Regions from separate parts of the Homo sapiens genome. Here region 2 is linked to region 1. Evidence: chromatin loops called from intact Hi-C (ENCODE). Cell type or tissue: gastrocnemius medialis. All regions are shown on one strand. Each heading gives the region's core, and the rest is flanking DNA. Links, peaks and the distances in the headings are about the cores only. Region 1 overlaps RYR3 (ryanodine receptor 3). Region 2 overlaps RYR3 (ryanodine receptor 3).

Region 1 (11,135 bases), core at 4,400-6,899:
GACTGAAAGAAGGTAACAAAATACTTGAAACTCATTTTAATTATCTGAGTATATGAAAGTGGGCTCCCCTCTGTCTCAGAGTTTTGGTTGAGGTCCCACAGTTAGATATATGAATCCATAATTCAGAGGATGCTAAATATTTTCACATCCTAAAGTGAAGTGCTGAGTCAACTATGTAGTATATACTAAAAAACTGTGAAACCAGTTCTATCAGCCACAGCCTATCACACACCTCTAGACGGATAAAGGAAAGAATTCCTTTGGAGAGAACTTTTAGGGAGAAAGGGAGAAGCGTTCTCCCTTTTCGGAAGCCAAACGATAAGGGTTTCAAGAAACCACGTGGAAGCTTGACAACTGTCCTCTGGAGTTTACTGAGGGACACATTTTCCTGGTGATAGAGCTGACAGTGTGAGAAAGGGCTGCATGGAAAAGAGGTGCCCTTTCGCTCAGGGTGACGCCAAGGACTGTGCTCCCTAGAAGGCTATTTAAGGGCTCCATGAATGAGCCCACCATCTGCCATCTTAAAAAGGGACTTCCCAGAAAGGCAAATGTCTGAGTAGAGATCAGAAACCCAGGGGCTGGGGGATGTGGGAAAGGGGATCTGGAGGGAGGTTTAGGGTCAGCCAGAGGGAGCAGCCAACAGAAGTGGTAAGGTTTGTGTCAAAAGAACTGTGGTCAGAAGTTCCCAGCCTGAGGCTAAGAAAACTACAAAAGGGTCCCAGAAAAGAAAGAGGCAGCAACTGTACAACTGCTACACAAAGACTCAATGCTACCTGACAATAGCACTGACTCCATCAGACATGCCTATTCTCCAGTCATCTCTCCCTGGGTCTCAACTCTAGAGGGGTCTGCAATAGGAGCTGGCCAATCAGGGAGGGGCAGACCAATGTGGAGAAGCAGCTGCCTCATACTGCAGGCCCAAGCTGGGGAAGGGCTCAAGCTGTAAACTGAATACAAATTTTGATTTTATATTCAAATAGATAGAACTTTCGAATTACTGACAAAATTGTTCTTGTTCCTAAAAGTAGTAATAAAAGCTACAGGACCTACCCGAGAACTTCTCCAGAGCATGGAGTTACAGGGGTAGAAGAAGAAGCAATAAAGTTAAACCTACCAGTCCACTTCTCTCAGTAAATTGTTACCTGGCACTTCATGTTTATCTTTTAAATCCTTTGCCTCATTCACAAATGAGAAATGTCCAGTTGGAATGTAAATCTCCCCTCTCTACATGTTTTCCTCCCTGGCTCCTTGAGTTCCATGGAATCACCCAGCATCCCCAAAATGTTAAATTTAAAATTAAAAAGAGAATTGAAGAACTGATTTCATTACAATTAGTTCCTCTTTATCCTCAGATTTTTCTCTACATTAATGGATTTAAAAAATCAAATTCATTAATCTATTTAATCCGTTCCACCACAGCACTTGTATCATTTTCTGGGGTTCTTTCTATAACTCAGATATTTCATCAGCTCTCAAAGATTTTTTCCTTCCTAAAGTGTTTACAGTAAGCGACTCTGTCCTTAGATTCTTTCACCTCATAGATGAGCAATAGCTTCAGTAAGAGCTGCCTGGGAGTAGTGAAGTTTTGGGATGTGTAGAGGAAATTTTTATTTACTTGACTGATTTTGAAAACACAGGACAAATTATATTGAAAAATCTCTGCCAGCATTTTCAACTTCGTCTTTGAGATTTGTGCATTTTTGCTTGTTAATTTGCAGGAGAGATGGGTCTACCTACTACAAATTCCCAGATTTGAAAGATTGACCCATTAAGAAAAAAATATAGTAAAAATCATGACAAAGCTGTGCTGTGCTCAAAGGGGGTGACTAACTTTCCTTTCGTTAGGCTATCATATTATTATTCAGAGCTTGCTAGCAAACGTGTAAAATCATTTTAGTCTTGCTAGATGTCTCATTACTGTTATCTGCTATCGAATTCCTCCCAGAGAGCTGGGATAATGTTTCACAGAAGAAAAGGATACAAGCTGTGGTTAAGAGGAGAAAGAATGAGCCAGCTTTTGCTGACCTGAATTTGACTCGTAAGTCACGATTCATAATTGCATCTTTAGCCCCTATCGCTAAGACTGGAGAACAATCTGAGTTATGGACATTCCCACATTCATATTTCTTTCTGGCTAGTGTTTGATGAAAGCTCAGGGCAATCCAGCCAGTGCCCATCATGTTCTCTGAAGAAGCATATTTATCTCAGCAATAATTTCCACAGCATTGACCACAGCAAGCTGGAAATAGCTAAGCTGTTGGTTACCTGAATTTTAGCCAAGTCTGGAGAATACCAACAGAAAACAAACAGCAACCACAAATACAACATCTTTGGATATGGTTATTTTTATAAATTAGAGCTGGCAAAAGAGTTACATAAGATGATTAAATAGATTTATGGGGAGTTTAACTATAGCCATAAAATATATTCTATGATGCCTAACTCATGAATTTTCTGCAAAAAAAAATTAGCACCCAAATTTCACTATATACTATGGCTTTCTGTATAATGCTGTCTATCTGATTCATGCCACTTGTGGGGTGTATATAAGATCAACTTTTAGTAAGAGCTTCCTGGCATCTAAGTAATTCAGCCTTTTCGGTGGGCTACAAGGTACATATACCTCATCCCAAATTCTATTCTATAATGAATACGGTTGTTACACTGGGGGCCTACTGCACTAACAATACTGTCTATAAACAAACCACATTGAGAAGAAAACTATGGAGGCATATTCATTAAGAGAAAAGAGGCTATGACATTGATTTGTGGGTTTTGTCAGTAATTACTCATGCTAACTTTGACTTCACTGTGGGTAAATCTAATTGAAAAAGATTTTTGCTCTTCATGTAGCTTTGCTCTTCGATGACGGCTGGCAGGGACATCCTAATCAGGTATTATTAACAACATAGTTTGTAAGTATAAAAATTATTTTAAAAATTCAAGACAAGGATCTCAGTAAAGACCATTAAACAGGAGGAAACAGGACTGTGAAAGAGAACTCAAGTCTAACTTAGAAGCCATACGGAAGTTAAAAATAAATATGAGAAACAACTCTGAAGACTTCTATGATGGGAGAAAAAGAATCTCTTTCTAGACAGGTATAACACTTTGCATCTTGCTGGGAGAGATGCTATAAAACCAGGCAAGTGATCTACAGTATTGGGTGAAACAATAATTCCTTTTCAATTTCATTATAAAATACGTTTTTTTTTTGAGTCAGAGTCTCACTCTGTCGCCCAGGCTGGAGTGCAGTGGTGTGATCTCTGCTCACCGCAAGCTCCGCCTCCCAGGTTCACGCCATTCTCCTGCCTCAGCCTCCCAAGTAGCTGGGACTACAGGCGCCTGCCACCACGCCCAGCTAATTTTTGTATTTTTAGTGAGACGGGGTTTCATTGTGTTAGCCAGGATGGTCTCAATCTCCTGACCTCATGATCCGCCCGCCTCAGCCTCCCAAAGTGCTGAGATTACGGGCGTGAGCCACCACGCCCGACCAATACATTTCTTTTCAATAAGATACTTTAATTAACTTGGAATTCATATTGTGGTTTCTCTTTCTAGCTCTTTGTTCAACTGAACTAAAGTAGTACAGAGAAGAACTGCTGGGTTTCAGCACCAAATCATACTTTACCAGTTGATGTAAGAATAACACTTGGGTTGTAGAATACCCAATCGGTTTATTTTGATTTATAAGCAACTGGCTAGCCCCCAGTACAGGTCCTGCACTGACCCTGACCAAGGTCATCATGTGATGCACTAGAGGCATTTCAGTAAAATGTATTTCCCAACTACACAGACCCTGTGGTTCCACCTCTCTTCAAATCACAACATGCTGTGAGACCCGAAGCCAGGAATATATCAGAGCTCATAGTTTCCTGAGAGACAGGAAGCTTGAGTGACTTCAAGCCCCGCTGCACACCCCACTGGCACTGCTTTTTAGCCTTCCACCTGTTCAGCTGCTATAAGCAAAAAGCTCTCAGAGCTAAGCTGTTGGTTCTTCAAGTCAACACATCTGGACCCTTCGGTTTCTTAAATTTCCTCAGCAGTTGTGCCTCCTAAATGATTAGTCATCTCATTCTTCTTCTCTTGCAACTTTGCTTCTCCTTTATCTGTGCACTCAGAAGGCTGCATGATCTGCTGACCTAGACACCAGATCCCAGAAATGTCTTCTACATGTGGATACCTTTCAGTCAACTATTTTTTCACCTGCTAACTGCGGTTCTTGTCAAGAGGATTCCAAAAAAATCCCTCCACTACCCTCTAAAAAATCACAGACACAAAGATCCTATCTCACTGTTCTGAGGGAGACGGAAGGGATGAACTAATGATTCAGAATCATTATGCAACATTTGAGAGCAGATGTACCATTCTCTAAACACAAAATGTGGAAAAGTTCATTAGCTAGTAGACTGGAGAAGATCCCTTCTCCATAGATCTAAATTTGCCTAAGTAGTTTTTTCAGATGACTTGCTTGTGAAATAGGTGTACTCCCTTTGAAAATGAGTAAAAAACCATGAGTGGACATGGGCAAAATAAGTAAAAGTGGGAGCAGTATTAATGGTGGGTGACCAAGGCCACCAGCTACACATGCAAATGCAGTCCCGGGAACTGACTACTCAGAGTAACCTTGTTTCTTCAGGAAAGTTCCTGAGTCAAAGGGTGTATGATCCCAACACTGTTGTGTTGTATTTATATTTGTACTCATTCTCTTTATTCCTAAGGAGTGGAGTGGGGAAGATGGAAAATAGGGCTAGAAGGTCCTTTCCCTCTTCCAGAAGGCTTTTGCTCCAATCAGATTTTTCTGTGCTTACAGCGCCTCTCTTGTCAACAACACTCCCCGTTTTCCACATGCTTCTGATGGCTGTCAATGAGAATAGCTCTATGTGGTATCCTCACATATTTAAAAAGGAAGAATTGGGATGAAATATCCTCAGCACAGAAGAACTTTCAACTCTTAGAACACAGTGCCTGCAGATAGCGTAAGATTCCCTGGCTTGAATATGTGATGAGAAGATTTTCAACCTCAGTAAAGCTTTACTCTACTGGTTCTCCATTTGTTACAAGAACCTCAAACAATGCCAATATATAACTTCAATATATTATATCCATTTATATGAATATGTTTGTAAATATGCTTGTGTATATATACAAACATACACACACATCTGTCTCAAATTCCAAAGGTTGAGTACCATTCGCATAGGACAATTCTTTATTTCTAAATAGTTTATATAATTGAAACAGAACCAAAATCCTACTTTGGAAAACATATAAACATATCTTGGTTTACCAATCCACCTGAGGTGCTGAGGCCTACTGGAGTGGTTTCACCCTGAAAATCCCCTCACTTGGACCTGGATCCCTGAAATGGTTTCTTTGTGATCCCAGATCTCAGCTCCTGCTTCCCACAACTCTCCTCCTGCCATGACCCTTTCCAGGGGCTTCCATGGACACTAGTATGATTCTATGTTGACTCCAGTCTCCTGCTCAATTGATTGTGATCTCTTTAAAATACAGGGATGAAGAATGGCTGAGGAAAGTTTGGGAAAGAAGGGTTATTGTGGGGTTTTGCCTTACAGACATTAAAATGAATAACGTGGTTAAAATAATTAAAAATAGCATCCAACTGGTAGGTACGAGGAAAGAGGCAGAGAAATAGCAATAGTATATAGGAAAGCAGCATGCATAGCACAAGCCCAATTAAATGAACAATATTTAACTGTGTATATAAAAAGCCAATATGATTATCTCTAGGTGGTACTATTATGAGTTCCTCCTATTTTCTTTGATGTACATTCCTTTTGTGAAAAAGAAAAACAAAAAACAATAGGAAAAAACCCAAGTGTTAAAGTATAAATCAGAAACTGGGAGAAATATTTGAAACCAATAAAAAACAGTTTAACATCCTTAATATAAAATTATTATACATAAACATGTAAATATATTACATATACTATATAAAGTCAGTATATCCAAAATATGTAAGATATCTACCAAAAAATAAATATCAGAAAGGCTGAGAACACAAAGTTAGCAAAAATACTGTGTTGGAAAAAGCACATTAAAAGTAAGCATAAAAAATGTTTCACCACATTCGTAATAAAAAAGAAAAAATTAATACTCTAAGGTACAATTTTTCCAAATCAGCAAAGATTTAAAATAACAAATAACAGTAAAAATTAATAAGGATCCAATCAGTTGGACATTCCCATATGTTGCTTTAAATGATACTGCAAGCCCAAATCCTTTATCTGAAATCATTAGAGATGTGCTTCAGACTTTGGAATTCTTTAGAATTTTTTTTAAAAGTTACCCGTTATGTACATTAAGCAGAAACTGCAGCCAGGTGAGGGGCAGTACATCATAATCAGACACATTAATATCTCTGCAGTTAAACATATAAATATTCACAAGCCGTAGAATAAATGAAAGACTGAAAACAGCCTCATTTCTGCTGATGACAGTTTTGTCACAAAATGAGTTCAGGTTAGATTTTATTACAAAATGAGTTATGAACAAATTTATGGTTTTCAGAGCTTTTTAGATTCTAAAGTTATTGATAAGGAATTCTGAACTGTTTAGAGAATCTCAAAATCAATTTGGCCACATAATTATAAATTTAGACTTTAAAGCACACATGCATTCTGACCAAAAATGAAATTGGCATAGACTTGAACAGCAAAGTAATGGCTGTATCATGAAACAGCCAAATAAAGGGCTATTATATGGCTATAAAATCATTTTGAAGATACTCAATGACTCAGGAAAAGGCTCATTATTGTTGAATAAAAGATAATCAAGACATAAACTTCATATTCGGTGTAATACCAATTAAAAAATGATGTATATTTGTAGAAGAAAGGACTTGAAAAATATGCCAAAGTATTAATAGAGATTATAGCTAACCATTGGAATCATAGGTGATTTTTACTGTGTTGTTCATAACTATTGTCTTTGAAGTTTTTCTTATAATGAGCATGTAATACTTTTATAATTATTAATTTTCTACACAGGATTTATCCTATTAATCTTACTGTTTATCTGAGTACATAATACAACCCCTGGGGGAGGTTCTACCAGTAGAGATGGAGCAAATGACTCTAGTTGGCTCTTGCCCTTGCACCATCACTGTCCTGGGGAACTTAGTTCACAGTACTGAAGCCCTGAAGGAGACTGCTGGCTTCGCAGCTCACAGTGGTGGCGGGGAGGTGGGGTAACTGCTACTCTCCATGAAATCACAGCCATAACTTACTTGACACCTGCTGAAAAGCTCATCACAGGGAAGAAGAGCCCGTCTGTGTTGAAGTTCTCAAACATCCCCTGCACGGGCTGCCCATTGATGCGGAATGAGATGCTGGGCACCCCGAGGTCCAGGCAGCAGCTTACCACGTCATCCGATCTCAGGAGGTGCTGGTTGATGGAAGCCACAGCTCTGGGTATCCGGCCTGGTGAGGAAAGAACAGGAAGAAGGCTGTGGAACTCTGGAGGCACCTGCTAGGCTGAGAAAGGCTCAGAGGCCTCTGCGGGAGGTGGGGAGGTGTGATGGGTACTCAAGAGGTCCGGAGGTACTACTGCATTTGAAATGCAACTTTCCTTTTGTTTCCTTTTGTGTGAGATGAGCAATGAGAAATGAATTCCTAAGCTGGCGAGTGGGCAGACACCATGCCTGATTTGCGATGAGTCTCAGGGGAAATGCTCAAGCTGCTAAGAATGAGAAATAACAAAAACTTAATGTGCTCAATGAGTGTTCAGACTGTGGCCTGGTGTCTGAAGTAACAGACAGACTGCTTTTGCTGGTGTAGCTTGCTCTTCAGAAGTAGCTGGTGTGTGTGTCTGTTTAGTTGTAAGTGCCCAAAGACCTTCCTGTCTTCTACTTCCTCAAAAAGATTAGACTGCTGTAGAGTTGAATAGAGAAGCCATCAAAGAGAAGAATGGCAAGGCCATCTAGCCATTAAACTATGCTACATAGGCTGGGCACAGTGGCTCACGCCTGTAATCCCAGCACTTCCGGAGGCTGAGGCAGGTGGATCACCTGAGGTCAGGAGTTCGAGACCAGCCTGACCAACATGGAGAAACCCCGTCTCTACTAAAAATACAAAAGTAGCCGGGTGTGGTGGCGCATGCCTGTAATCCCAGCTACTCGGGAGGCTGAGGCAGGAGAATCGTTTGAACCCGGGAGGCAGAGGTTGCAGAGAGCCGAGACCGTGCCATTGCACTCCAGCCTGGGCAACAAGAGTGAAACTCCATCTCAAAAAACAAACAAACAAAAAAACTATGCTACGTAGTTTGCTTATTTGTTTTAAAGAACTTTATTATTTCGGATAAGCAGGAAAACACATTGCCAGTTATACTCTGAATTGATTAAAAAACTTCTTCACATCTCTTTCATTAGATGATTTATTATTTCCTGACTTAAAGTAGTGAGGAAAATCACCTCTCTGCTTTCCTATATCATCTTATTCTGGAAATTCTAAAAGTAAATATTAATAATTATAACCACCTACCCCTCCCCTCTCAGGTTTACATTTCTATTAGAAAGAGAGCAACAAAAGAGGAGTTAGGTTTTAAAATAGAGCTTCCAGCAAAAGATAAAAAGATATCTTGTTTCTTGATTACAGAAATAATATGTATTCATTATAAATGGTCACCATTTATACAGGAAAGTATACAAAAAGGCTGGGGAGCTCATGCCTATAATCCCAGCACTTTGGGTGGCCAAGGCAGGCAGATCGCTTGAGCTCAGGAGTTTGAGACCAGCCTGGCCAACATGGTGAAACTCTGTCTCTACTAAAGATACAAAAATTAGCTGGGCGTGATGACGTGCACCTGTAGTCCCAGCTACTTAGGGGGCTGAGGTGGAAAGATAGCTTGAACCCAAGAGGTGGAGGCTGAGGTGAGCTGAGATCATGCCACTGCGCTCCAGCCTGGGCGACAGAATGAGACCCTGTCTCAAATAAATACAAAAGAAAAAATATAACTCCATAAAAATTCTTCCAAATATATATGTACACACTCTATTTTGATGGAGTTATATATATTTTATGGAGTTATACACATTTTTTTTTCTTTTTGGAGACAGAGTCTCACTCTGTCGCCCAGGCTGGAGTGCAGTGGCACAATCTGGGCTCAATGCAAGCTCCACCTCCTGGGTTCACGCCAGGAGGCTGCCTCAGCCTCCCAAGTAGCTGGGACTACAGGTGCCCGCCACCACGCCCGCCTAACTTTTTGTATTTTTAGTAGAGATGGGGTTTCACCGTGTTAGCCAGGATGGTCTCGATCTCCTGACCTCGTGATCTGCCTGCCTTGGCTTCCCAAAGTGCTAGGATTACAGGCGTGAGCCACCGCGCCCAGCCCCACACACACACTTTTTATTCAAACTGGGGTATAGTAGGTTTTTGTAGCTTGTTCTACTAATTATATCTCAAACATTTTATTGTATAATACAATATTCATTAGAAATTTAATTTTAATGGGTGTATAATATGCTATGAAAAGGTAATTTAAAAAAATCCCCACCTGATGGATATGAGTTATTTACAAATTCTGTACATGTATCTTTGCTATAGAATATTTATAATCCCAGTTTAGAACTATTTAATGTTTTCTGTGCTTACTGCTAGTCTAGTTCAGGTTGAGCATCCTTAATCTAAAAATCCAAAATGCGAAATGCTCTAGAATCTGAAACATTTTGAGCACTGACATGATGGCACAAGTGGGGAACTTCATACTCAACCTCATGTGATGGGTCACCATCAAAAAAGTCAAAATTTTGTTTCATGCACAAAATTATTAAAAATTTTGTAAAAAATTACCTTCAGGCTTTGTATTTATGAAACATAAAGGAATTTTGTGTTTAGAGTTGAGTCCCATTTCCAAGGTATCTTATTATGCATATGCAAATATTCCCAAACCCAAAAAATCTAAAACCTGAAACACTTTTGGTCCTAAGAACTTCGAATAAGGGATACTCAACCTATAACAGATTCTAAACTAAGTGGTGAATTTTTAAATGGTAAAATCACTGTGCTCTTTTTAATTAATAAAAAAGATTAGGTAGCTCCCTCTAATTAATTTGGGTAATTGACAAAGCCATATTGCATTCCCTCCCACTCTTCCACAGGCAGTAATGAGGCTCTCCTATGTGCCAGATACTACACCTGGGACTGGGGATCAAAGACAGAAGACCCAACTCGTGCTCTTAAGAAGCCCATAGTCTGCTGGGAAATGGACATTTAAATACAAAATAATACGATAAATAATGGAATGAAGGTACGTATGTGTTGCCTTCTAGAGGGAGAGGAAGATGCCTGGGAATCTGTCTGGGAGCATGGGACAAGTTGAGACTTGGAAAATATAAAGGTCTCTAGAGAAATGAAAGGAAAGAGCAAGAGGAGTGTCTAACATAGTTGCAGAATGGCTGGAGTTTGGTAAGGCTGGAAGCTGAGGGTTAATGAAGGCTGGATGAGGGAGATATGGTGGGGCAATAAAGCTGGACAGGAGCATCCAGCTTGGACCACCTGCACAGCAAGAGTGCTGCTACACATAATGTACTCAATGCATATTGGCAAATAGTCTGGAGTGGCCTTAGACTCTGTTTTTATAACTTTAATACCTTGCTTCACCACTGAGAAAGAGGAACAACTTCCTCATTGAAGCACCTATAGGTAAAATTATTTAAAAAGAAAACAAAACTGAACCAAAGTTGAAGAGTGTGTAGGTTTGACATCTTTCACATTTCTCCATTTGAGGACACTGAGTACTCTTAGCTCACTGTATGGAGTTTAGATACCCAAGGTCCCAGGATCTTTTCTTCCTCCTGTTCAAGTCCTTGCTATGAAAAAAATCTATATATTAAAATTCAGCAAAGCTTGCAGTAATTGTCTCACTTTTAAGATTTATTTTACCATTAAAAACAATTTTTTTTCATTAGTTTAACTTCTGGAAAATATCACTGTAGTTACTTCAACTTTTTTTTGAGACAGAGTTTTACTCTGTCACCCAGGCTGGAGTACAATGGCACGATCTCGGCTCACTGCAACCTCTGCCTCCTGGGTTCAAGTGATCCTTTCACTGCAGCCCCCAAGTAACTGGGACTACAGGCGCACGCCACTGCCCAGATAATTTTTGTATTTTCA
Region 2 (11,135 bases), core at 5,712-8,211, 66 kb before region 1:
CTATATATCTGTTTTGGTACCAGCACCATGCTGTTTTGGTTACTGCAGCCTTGTAGTATAGTTTGAAATCAGTAGTGTGATGCCTCCAGCTTAGTTCTTTTTCCTTAGGACTGTCTTGGCAATGTGGGCTCTTTTTTGGTTCCATATTAACTTTAAAGTAGTTTTTTCCAATTCTGTGAAGAAAGTCATTGGTAGCTTGATGGGGATGGCATCGAATCTACAAATTACCTTGGGCAGTATGGCCATTTTCATGATACTGATTCTTCCTATCCATGAGCATGGAATGTTCTTCCATTTGTTTGTGTCCTCTTTCATTTCATTGAGCAGTGGTTTGTAGTTCTCCTTGAAGAGGTCCTTCACATCCCTTGTAAGTTGGATTCCTAGGTATTTTATTCTCTTTGTAGCAATTGCGAATGGGAGTTCACTCATGATTTGGCTGTTTGTCTGTTATTGGTGTATAGGAATGCTTGTGATTTTTACACATGGATTTTGTATCCTGAGACTTTGCTGAAGTTGCTTATCAGGTTAAGGAGATTTTGGGCTGAGATGATGGGGTTTTCTAAATATACAATCATGTCATTGGCAAACAGGGACAATTTGACTTCCTCTTTTCCTAATTGAATACCCTTTATTTCTTTCTCTTGCCTGATTGGCCTGGCCAGAACTTCTAACACTATGTTGAATAGGCGTGGTGAGAGAGGGCATCCCTGTCTTGTGCCGATTTTCAAAGGGAATGCTTCCAGTTTCTGCCCATTATGATATTGGCTGTGGGTTTGTCATAGACAGCTCTTATTATTTTGAGATAAGGCCCATCAACACCTAGTTTATTGAGAGTTTTTAGCATGAAGCGCTGTTGAATTTTGTCGAAGGCTTTTCTGCATCTATTGAGATAATCATGTGGTTTTTGTCTTTGGTTCTGTTTATGTGATGGATTACATTTATTGATTTCTGTATGTTGAACCAGCCTTGCATCCCAGGGATGAAGCCAACTTGATTGGATAAGCTTTTTGATGTGTTACTGGATTCAGTTTGCCAGTATTTTATTGAGGATGTTGGCATCAGTGTTCATCAGGGGTATTGGTCTAAAGTTCTCTTTTTTTGTTGTGTCTCTGCCAGGCTTTGGTAGCAGGATGATGCTGGCCTCATAAAATGAGTAAGGGAGGATTCCCTCTTTTTCTATTCATTGGAATAGTTTCCAAAGGAATCGTACCAGCTCCTCTTTGTACCTCTGGTAGAATTCGGCTGTGAATTCGTCTGGTCCTGGACTTTTTTTGGTTGGTAGGCTATTAATTATTACCTCAATTTCAGAGCCTGTTATTGGTCTATTCAGAGATTCAACTTCTCCTGGTGTAGTCTTGGGAGGGTGTACGTGTCCAGGAAGTAATCCATTTCTTCTAGATTTTCTAGTTTATTTGCGTAGAAGTGTTTATAGTATTCTCTGATGGTAGTTTGTATTTCTGTGCGATTGGTGGTGATATCATCCCCTTTACGATTTTTTATTGCGTCTATTTGATTCTTCTCTCTTTTCTTATTAATCTTGCTAGCGGTCTATCTTTTCAAAAAACCAGCTCCTGGATTGATTTTTTTGAAGGGTTTTTTGTGTCTCTTATCTCCTTCAGTTCTGCTCTGATCTTAGTTATTTCTTGCCTTCTGCTAGCTTTTGAATGTGTTTGCTCTTGCTTCTCTAGTTCTTCTAATTGTGATGTTAGGGTGTTGATTTTAGATCTTTCCTGCTTTCTCTTGTGGGCATTTAGTGCTATAAATTTCCCTCTACACACTGCTTTAAATGTGTCCCAGAGATTCTGGTATGTTGTGTCTTTGTTCTCATTGGTTTCAAAGAACATCGTTATTTCTGCTTTAATTTCGTTATTTACCCAGTAGTCATTGAGGAGCAGATTGTTCGGTTTCCATGTAGTTGTGCGGTTTTGAGTGAGTTTCTTAATCCTGAATTCTAATTTGATTGCACTGTGGTCTTAGAGACAGTTTGTTGTGATTTCTGTTCTTTTACATTTGCTGAGGAGTGCATTATTTCCAATTATGTGGTCACTTTTGGAATAAGTGCAATGTGGTGCTGAGAAGAATGTATATTCTGTTGATTTGGGGTAGAGAGTTCTGTAGATGTCTATTATGTACGCTTGGTGCAGAGCTGAGTTCAATTCCTGGATATCCTTGTTAACTTTCTGTCTCGTTGATCTAATATTGACAGTGGGGTGTTAAAGTCTCCCATTATTATTGTGTGGGAGTCTAAGTCTCTTTGTAGGTCTCTAAGGACTTGCTTTATGAATCTGGGTGCTCCTGTATTGGGTGCATATATATTTAGGATAGTTAGCTCTTCTTGTTGAATTGATCCCTTTACCATTATGTATTGGCCTTCTTTGTCTCTTTTGATCTTTGTTGGTTTAAAGTCTGTTTTATCAGAGACTAGGATTGCAACCCCTGCTTTTTATTGCTTTCCATTTGCTCGGTAGATCTTCCTCCATCCCTTTGTTTTGAGCCTATGTGTGTCTCTGCACGTGAAATGGGTCTCCCGAATACAGCACACTGATGGGTCTTGACTCTTTATCCAATTTGCCAGTCTAGATCTTTTAATTGGGGCATTTAGCCCATTTACATTTAAAGTTAATATTGTCATGTGTGAATTTGATCCTGTCATTATGATGTTAGCTGGTTATTTTGCCTGTTAATTGATACAGTTTCTTCATAGCATCAATGGTCTTTACAATTTGGCATGTTTTTGCAGTGGCTGGTACTGGTTGTTCCTTTCCATGTTTAGTGCTTCCTTCAGGAGCTCTTGTAAGGCGGGCCTGGCAGTGACAAAATCTCTCAGCATTTCCTTGTCTATAAAGGATTTTGTTTCTCCTTCAGTTATGAAGCTTAGTTTGGCTGGAATGAAATTCTGGGTTGAAAAGTCTTTAAGAATGTTGAATATTGGCCCCCACCCTCTTCTGGCTTGCAGGGTTTCTGCTGAGAGATCCATTGTTAGTCTAATGGGCTTCCCTTTGTGGGTAACGCAACCTTTCTCTCTGGCTGCCCTTTATATTTTTTCCTTCATTTCAACCTTGGTCAGTCTGATGATTATGTGTCTTGGGGTTGCTCTTCTCGAGGAATATCTTTGTGGTGTTCTCTGTATTTCCTGAATTTGATTGTTGGCCTGCCTTGCTACATTGGGGAAGTTTTCCTGGATAATCATCTTTGTGGTTTTATCTACCTTTGGTCTTTGATGCTGGTGACCTACAGATGGGGTTTTGGTGTGGATGTCCTTTTTTTTAATGTTGATGCTATTCTTTTCTGTTTGTTAATTCTCCTTCTAAGAGTCAGGTCCCTCAGCTGCAGGTCTGTTGGAGTTTGCTAGAGGTTCACTCCAGACTCTGTTTGCCTGGGTATCACCAGTGGAGGCTGCAGAACAGCAAATATTGCTGCCTGATCCTTCCTCTAGAAACTTCATCCCAGAGGGGCACCCTGCCTATATGAGGTGTGTGTTGCCCCCTACTGGGAGGTGTCTCCCAGTTAGGCTACATGGGGGTCAGGGACCCACTTGAGGAGGCAGTCTGTCCATTCTCAGAGCTCAAACACTGTGCTGGGAGAACCACTGCTCTCTTCGGAGCTGTCAGACAGGGACATTTAAGTCTGCAGAAGTTGTCTGCTGCCTTTTGTTCAGCTATGCCCTGCTCACAGAGGTGGAGTGTATAGAGGCAGTAGGCCTTGCTGAGCTGTGGTGGGCTCTGCCCAGTTCGAGCTTCCTGGCTGCTTCGTTTACCTACTCAAGCCTCAGCAATGGCAGACGCCCCTCTTCCTGCCAGGCTGCCGCCTTGCAATTCGATCTCAGACTGCTGCTCCAGCAGTGAGCAAGGCTCCGTGGGCCTGGGACCCGCTGAGGCAGGCACAGGAGAGAATCTCCTTGTCTGCCAGTTGCTAAGACCTTGGGAAAAGCGCAGTATTTGGGCGGAAGTTTCTCCTTTTTCCAGGTACAGTCTGTCACGGCTTCCCGTGGCTAGGAAAGGGAAATCCCCCGACCCCTTGTGCTTCCTGGGTGAGGTGATGCCCCACCCTGCTTTGGCTCACCCTCCATGGGCTGCACGCACTGTTCAACCAGTCCCAGTGAGATGAACCAGGTACCTCATCTGGAAATGCAGAAATCACCCGTCTTCTGTGTCAATCATGCTGGGAGCTGCAGACCAGAGCTGTTCCTATTTGGCCATCTTGGAATGGACTCCCCAATTTTGGTAGGATTTTCAAACAGCAATGGAGGGACTTATTTCTTGTGAATATACATGAATCTCTTTCATAAACAAAGAGCATTAGAGATGTTAAGAAGAGTTACAACTAAATACTGATTTTATTTCTGTTGCTTTACTGAGTTCATCTTTAGAAATGCTACCCTTTAGTGACTACAAAATACTTCAGTATTCATAAGAAACATGACTCTCGGCTGGGCGCGGTGGCTCACACCTGTAATCCCAGCACTTTGGGAGGCCAAGGCAGGTGGATCATGAGGTCAGGAGATCGAGATCATCCTGGCAAACACAGTGAAACCCCATCTCTACTAAAAATACAAAAAATTAGCCGGGCATGGTGGCAGGCGCCTGTAGTCCCAGCTACTCGGGAGGCTGAGGAAGGAGAATGGCATGAACCCGGGAGGCGGAGCTTGCAGTGAGCCAAGATCGCGCCACTGCACTCCAGCCTGGGCAACAGAGCGAGACTCCATCTCAAAAAAAAAAAGGAAACATGACTCTCAAAGTGGGACAGCCATCAGAAGCAAGATGACATTGAGGTGAAGAGGTTAAATCTACCATTTGCCACAAGGTATGGCCCGTCTTACTCTTTCAACACACACACACATGCATGTGCACACCACTTAACCCCACTCAGAACCACCACACATAGTAAGGACGCCTCAGCAGACCTTGTTGCATCTCTAGGATTTTTATGCACTGACTTAGCAGAATCTCAAGAAGGCCTTGCCAAGTGCACTCGATGGTTCGGTTCATGGGATTACAATATACTGTTCTTTTCAAAAAGGGACAAGAAAGAAAAATATGTTGCCAGGCACATGTTTTCTGATGAGAAATAAAGCAAATGCTCTTGAACAGAATGTCTTAGGGAAGCTAGTCATGTACAGATGGTTTCCTTGATAATTATAAATGGCTTCATTTATGAGATTATTATTAACATTCTAATTCACTTCACTTTTGCAATTAGCGTAATTAGGGGTAGTCACATTAAGGCAATGATATCAAATATATGATGTATAAGCTGCATTTTAAATGATTATTCAGGCTAACTCAGAATGGAAATATTTCCAAGGCACTGTATTGTTTAGGGAGACTTGATGCCTGAGGGATATTTCAAAAAGGAAAAAAAAAAACCTACTCATTACCTAATTTTTGGACTAGTCAGACCTTTTACATAATAACAAAGAGTTAGAGGGTCTTTAAATTTGAGCTAGCCTTAGTACATCAGTTTGGAGTCCAGGTGTCACTCATTGTTAAGTTGTTTATTGCGCTCCACTTGTTGTTTTGTAACTTTCTGCTCTGACTTTAGAAACCAAGCCCACCATGTGTGACCCTTATGAGAAATTCTCTAAAGATTCACCTACCAAAGTTGGTGTAACTCCTTTTTAAATGGTAAAATAACCAGCTTTGCAATGCCAACTACCATAAAGGAAAGGTCACTTATTTTCATGGTGCAGGTTTAAATGTTTAGGCTGCAGGGGTCTGTAAATAATCTTTTATTTCTTCCTCCAAATTTAGATCACAGTCCAAGTGGCCATCACGCAATGAAGTACATTATGATCGAAGAGTGGAGGTTGGCCACTGGCAAAGCAAATCCCTGCAGCTTACAGATCTCAAACCTACGCTGGTGTTGTATCTTTGTGAGTGCTCTTAAATCTGGGTCAGTTTGGAAGAAAAAGTCATCCAATCACTTTGAGAAGAGGGAGCAAACAAAATTGCACCACACTTAGGTTACACTTAGAAAGCAATTTATAATGCTCACATTACAATGGGAAAAGAAAAATAATTATGTGCATGTAAAGGATGTACACTTATTTTTAAATTCTAAGTGATTGAAAAGTCAGCTTGTGGCATGCTGTAAATGCTCTGGAGGCATGAACAGGTGGTAGATAATTTTGAAGTGTAAAGAACAAGTGTATTTTGACCTCTACTTTATTTCTCCCAGTAGTAGACTAAATAATGTCCCTCCAACTCCCCCAAACGTCCATGTCCTAATTACCAGAACCTATGAATATGTTACCTTACAAAAGAGACTTTTCAGATGTGAAGAAGCTGGGAAAGGCATGAAATGTATATTCTCCCCTAGAAAGTCCAGAAGGAATGCAGCCCTACTAGCCTACTGTTGACTTGTGACCTCCAGAACCGTAAGAGGTAAATTTGTGTTGTTTGCAGTACCATTAAGTTTGTGATAATTTGCTATAGCAACAGTAGAAAACTAACGTACTCCAGCTGTTAAGAAAGTCTTGGGTTGAGGATGGTTAACTCTTTTCTGAGGCTACAAACCAGACTGGAGAGTCTCTGTTAGAAAGCCATGACAAATGTGCCCACAGAAACTGGGACCCAAGAGAGATACAGTCTTCTATGTATTGTTGAGGCAGCTGGAGTAAATTGCAGGGCTATTGAGGTAACTGAGGTCTGCCTGAATCTGGCTCAGAGCTCTTGAGAAGCCAGAGCTGACATTAAACACAGAAAGCACCTACTGCAGAACTGCTGTGCACCATTAGGTAACGTATGTAGATTACAGACAGCACAGTCTCCAGTTTCTAGAACACAGCTTTTCTTTTTGCCCTGTTCTCCCTCTGAAAATCACGAGCCAGAACCGGCTGCATGTCAACATTTACCCCTGAATAAATTAAAGACGCTGAAGATGTAACCATCATGCATAATGAATATTACTGACCACATACATAGCACCCGTTTGTCTCTTCTTCCTTCTTAACAGAACCCTGCTTTTGCACAGTTTTCTGCCTCTCCAACTTACAGCCTATGCTCCTCAGGAATGTAAAATGACCCAAACTTATTTCAAAAATAGACCCTGTTGACTTAAGTCAACTAGCATGTTCCATTTTCTAGGTCACACTCTGGTACACGAATTGGCCTGTGACCAAGTTTTTGTAATCAAAAGTGATCTCGGGATCCTTGCTTGCAATACCAGGGCAGGATAAACTTTCTCACTTTTCCCTTGGACACTGTAGTGCACGGATATGAGGCCCAGAACTGCAGCCACCATCTTTCTGCCAGCTCGAGGGCAAAGCTGGAACAAGAAGCAAGATGACTGCCTGGAGAGTGAGCAGAGCCACTGGATGAACTCAGTCCTTGGCTGGCTCCATCGCTAAACTCACAGATGTCAGCCAGTGAAATCTGTTAATGGCTATTCTACCTGAGTTGGGCTTCCTGTTGCTCGTTTGCTGAACGCATCTGAAAAGATAAATGTGGAGATGAAGTTCTTATGATCTATGCTTTGTATACTCATTTCAGAAGCTGAGGTATACAAACTTCCAAGTACCAGGACATCCAGCTGAGCACTATTTTATTTAATCCTTATATTCCCTAGCCCCCACTCAGCAGGATAGGAGCTACTATTATTCTCATTTTTCATATAGAGAAACTGAAATATACAGAGGTTAAGGAAGTTGCCTAATATTACAATCAATTAGTGAATGTCAGAGTTTGGATTCAAACCCATGCTGCTGGAATCTAAGCACATCTACCTGACCATCTGAGAGCTGTTTACTCTCAATAGCTCCATAAAACTCAGAAAAACAGTTATCTTTATTAATGCTTTAACTTTATATTATAATATCTAGATGATGCTCTTTTAATAAACCATAAAATGGATTCAGAAATAAAATCTCCCAAATCATAAAGCTTTAGTTCTTTTTCTGACTCTCAGCTGGGCAGATTACTCATTTTCCCAGAGCCTTGATTTCTTCACCAATAAAATGAAATTAGCAATACAAAATTTATGTTGAAGAAAATGAATGTAAGTGTGGTATGGGAACAAGAGTACTGGTCAGGGAATAAGAGTCCTTTGTTCTAGTTCTGGCTATGTGACCTTGGGCAAGTCACCTACCTCTCTGTGTCTCTGTGCCCTTCTATGAAGTCAAGTCACTTGTGGCTTAATATTCCATGGTTCTATTTCTATCTGACCCATGGAGCTCTTGAAAGGGTTGTGTCAGTTTACTAAAATGGCAAATGAAAGCCTTTGGCTTCATTGGGTTAAATTAATGAGCATCAAGAATTTTACCACCACATTTTAATGCCCTATTTTGATGGTACCCAGCTTGCTTTTCCTAACAGTAAAACCTGAGGATGAAGAAATAAAATCTCAAAATTCCAGTGGTTACTCACTATGGTGAGTAAGTGGCCATTATCAAAGCATCACTGCACATCACTAAACATTTACAGCGAGGAGATGAGCTGTGGCAACTTGATGGCCTTTTTGATGACTGTCCTGATTGCTGGCAGAGAAATGAAGCTTCCTGTGTCAGGGGTCAGGTGATGCAATAACACCCTCTAGATTTAGTAGGGAAGATTTACAGGGGGCGGGGGGGAGGGGAACTCATGCCCTCTGTGGTCTGTGCCCTAGAGCATCCTCTAGGCCAAAAGTCTGATCTGAATTACAAAGTCATCAAGTATCTACTACTTATTAGCAGAGAAGGTCAGGGAAAAAGTTAAATCCATGGACTTCAAGAGGACTTTTGAAGAATTCATCATGCAAATTTCTCTGTGCTTCCCCAGGGCCTCTCTGGCCCAGGTTGTGCAGTAGGTACCATTTTGGCCTCATTTTGCTAGAACAAGGATGTTGTGATTACTCAGAATAAAGTTACAAGGCTCTCTGCAGTCAAAGGAAAAACCTGTGAAGATAACCCGGAGCATTGTTCTTGGGTGATAAGAAGAACTGCTCTGTTTACAGCATGTTATCAGGGCACAGGAACAGGCACTGGCTGTCAGACCCCTCGAGGCGCGTGATGGTATAGGGCTGGCCCCAGGCTCCACAGGAAACAGCAGGACACATCTCAGGTCTGTATTTAATTTTTGGGTATGTACACTTCTATCTTTCTATATCGGCTTCCTTGGCTGAAGAATAAAAGTTCAAACTGCCTTCTAGAACATCCTACCTCTCATTATCATAATGTATTAGTCCATTCTCACACTGCTATAAAGAACTACCTGAGATTGCATAATTTATGAAGAAGAGAGGTTTAATTGACTCACAATTCTGCAGGCTGTACAGGAAGCATGGCTGGGAGGCCTCAGAAAACTTACAATTGTGGTGGAAGGCAGAGGGGAAGCAAGCACATCTTATCATGGCAGAGCAGGAGAGAGAGAGTGCGTATGAAGGGGGAAGAACTATACACTTTCAAACAACCAGATCTTGTGGGAACTCTATTATGAGAACAGCATGGGGGAAGTCTCCCCCCCATGATTCAGTCATCTCCCACCAGGCCCCTGCTTCAACACGTGGGGATTACAATTCGACATGAGATTTGTGTGGGGACACAGAGCCAAACCATATCAAATAGTATAGCCAACATTTACTAAGAGCTTCCTGTGTCCGACTCTTTATTACTGTGCCTGAATGATCATTCAATCCTCATCATTACCATGTAAAAACTGACAAGACAGGTGTGGCATGGACGGAATTTCCCCAACGATGATGGCCCTTCTTAACCCAAGCCTCACTTTATGGTTTCTTTAGGCAAAGCAACGCTTCAATTGAATAAACAAATCTAAGTTCCTATAAATAGGTGGTGTCCAGAAGGCGTAGTGGATATGGAGCCTCCTGACTCTATCCGTGATTGGCTGTGAATCCCACAAAACTGCCCCAGTCATACTGGCCCACAGAGCTTGGCTCTCAGGACAGGCTGTGTCTAGATAGGCTCGTGACAGGTGTGTATTTCTGCTAAATCTGTTTCTAAATTTCCCTCCGTCTGTGGTTTTCTACCTTGAGCAGAGCCTCCACATCTCTAAGGATGGAGACAAGAGCAGAAGCAAAATGCTTCACTCCCAGAACTGCTTCCCTAGCCAGACAGATACAGATACCCATATCTGACAGAGGCAGCCCTGCAAGCCAGTAAGACTGTGTTTGCAGCCTGATTCTGCCAGTCCTGCTCTAGAGTCCCAAGGGGTTTCATCCATCAGACTAAGATAATTAGCCTGTTTTTGAAATCTGTCAACCAGCCTCATAATCAGTTTTTCAATACATGTAGGCGATTAAATGACCGATGATGATGGTGGGGAAAAGAGCACAGTGAGGACAGAGGGCGTCTGCTGATGTGTTAGGGAGAGATGCCTCTGAAATAAAGATGAGGCAGAGATGGCACAGCGAAGGACTCAGGGACCTCGGGCCTCTGTCTTCACTCAGCTGGGAAAGTCATCGAATTGCTTTTTAGTTTCAATATAGAGAATAAGTGATTATGAGGCAAGCCACTGGCCATGTACCCTAAACATCCATGCTTCCCTATCCCCCTCTCTCCATCCCCATGGCCCCCTTTCCAGGCATCCCTGCCCGGTGCTCTGGAAAGAGTGTGGGTCCGGGATACGGAATGCAATTCAGATCTTGGCCTTTTTCTTACTTGTTGCAAGACTTTGTCCGAATTATTTTTCTACCCTCAGGCTTAGTTGCCTAGTGCATAAAATGGGAGCCTAGAGGTCACTATACTTGGTTGCTTGTTGCGAGAATAAAATCAAACGAGGTAAGGTGAAGTGCCAAGCGCAGTACCGGGCACAAAGGAGGTACTCAATTAAGTGTTCGACTTTCTCTCTCCTGAGAACCAAACTCTCTTCCCCATCACTAAAGCACAGGCTACCAAAAGAGAGGGCCTGACAATGATTGATTCAACAGATCACAGAATACTTTTTAAGCATCGATTACTGTGAAGCACCATTCCAGGAGCCCAATACAATGAGTTTTTATGCCTGCTTTGCCACCTGTGAGGTAGGCAAGTTGCTTAACACCTCGGAGTCCCCGTTTCCTCATCTCTAAGCTAGGACTAATGATATCTGTTTTGTTTGCCATGCAGGGTGTCAAGGCAAATCAGACTGTGTGGAAAAAATCTTCTTGCAACCTCTATGGAGCTAAATAAAAGTAAAGTTCTGCCCTTGTTCCCACACTGACCC

The links. Peaks named below come from ENCODE experiments on the same cell type or tissue, not always from the same donor. Only the 100,000 strongest peaks of a DNase experiment are listed, where the experiment ranks them.
Region 2: it touches region 1 in a loop (4-fold over the local background); 5 of 110 quality-filtered maps call a loop at or near these places.

What each region holds. Positions count from the first base shown.
Region 1 is chr15:33,609,493-33,620,627 of GRCh38, reverse strand. It overlaps RYR3 (ryanodine receptor 3), which reads right to left. Exons shown (of 104, transcript NM_001036.6): 19 at 7,253-7,445. Among named protein-coding and RNA genes, the nearest start is that of RYR3, 300 kb to the right of the region's middle. RefSeq lists an enhancer at 7,391-7,892. In gastrocnemius medialis, for the core only: no CTCF peak of the experiment used is centred there; no DNase peak of the experiment used is centred there.
Region 2 is chr15:33,676,586-33,687,720 of GRCh38, reverse strand. The region is part of intron 38 of RYR3 (ryanodine receptor 3); the gene reads right to left. Among named protein-coding and RNA genes, the nearest start is that of CHRM5, 290 kb to the left of the region's middle. In gastrocnemius medialis, for the core only: no CTCF peak of the experiment used is centred there; a DNase peak (open chromatin) is centred at 7,190; H3K27ac peaks cover 2,305 bases.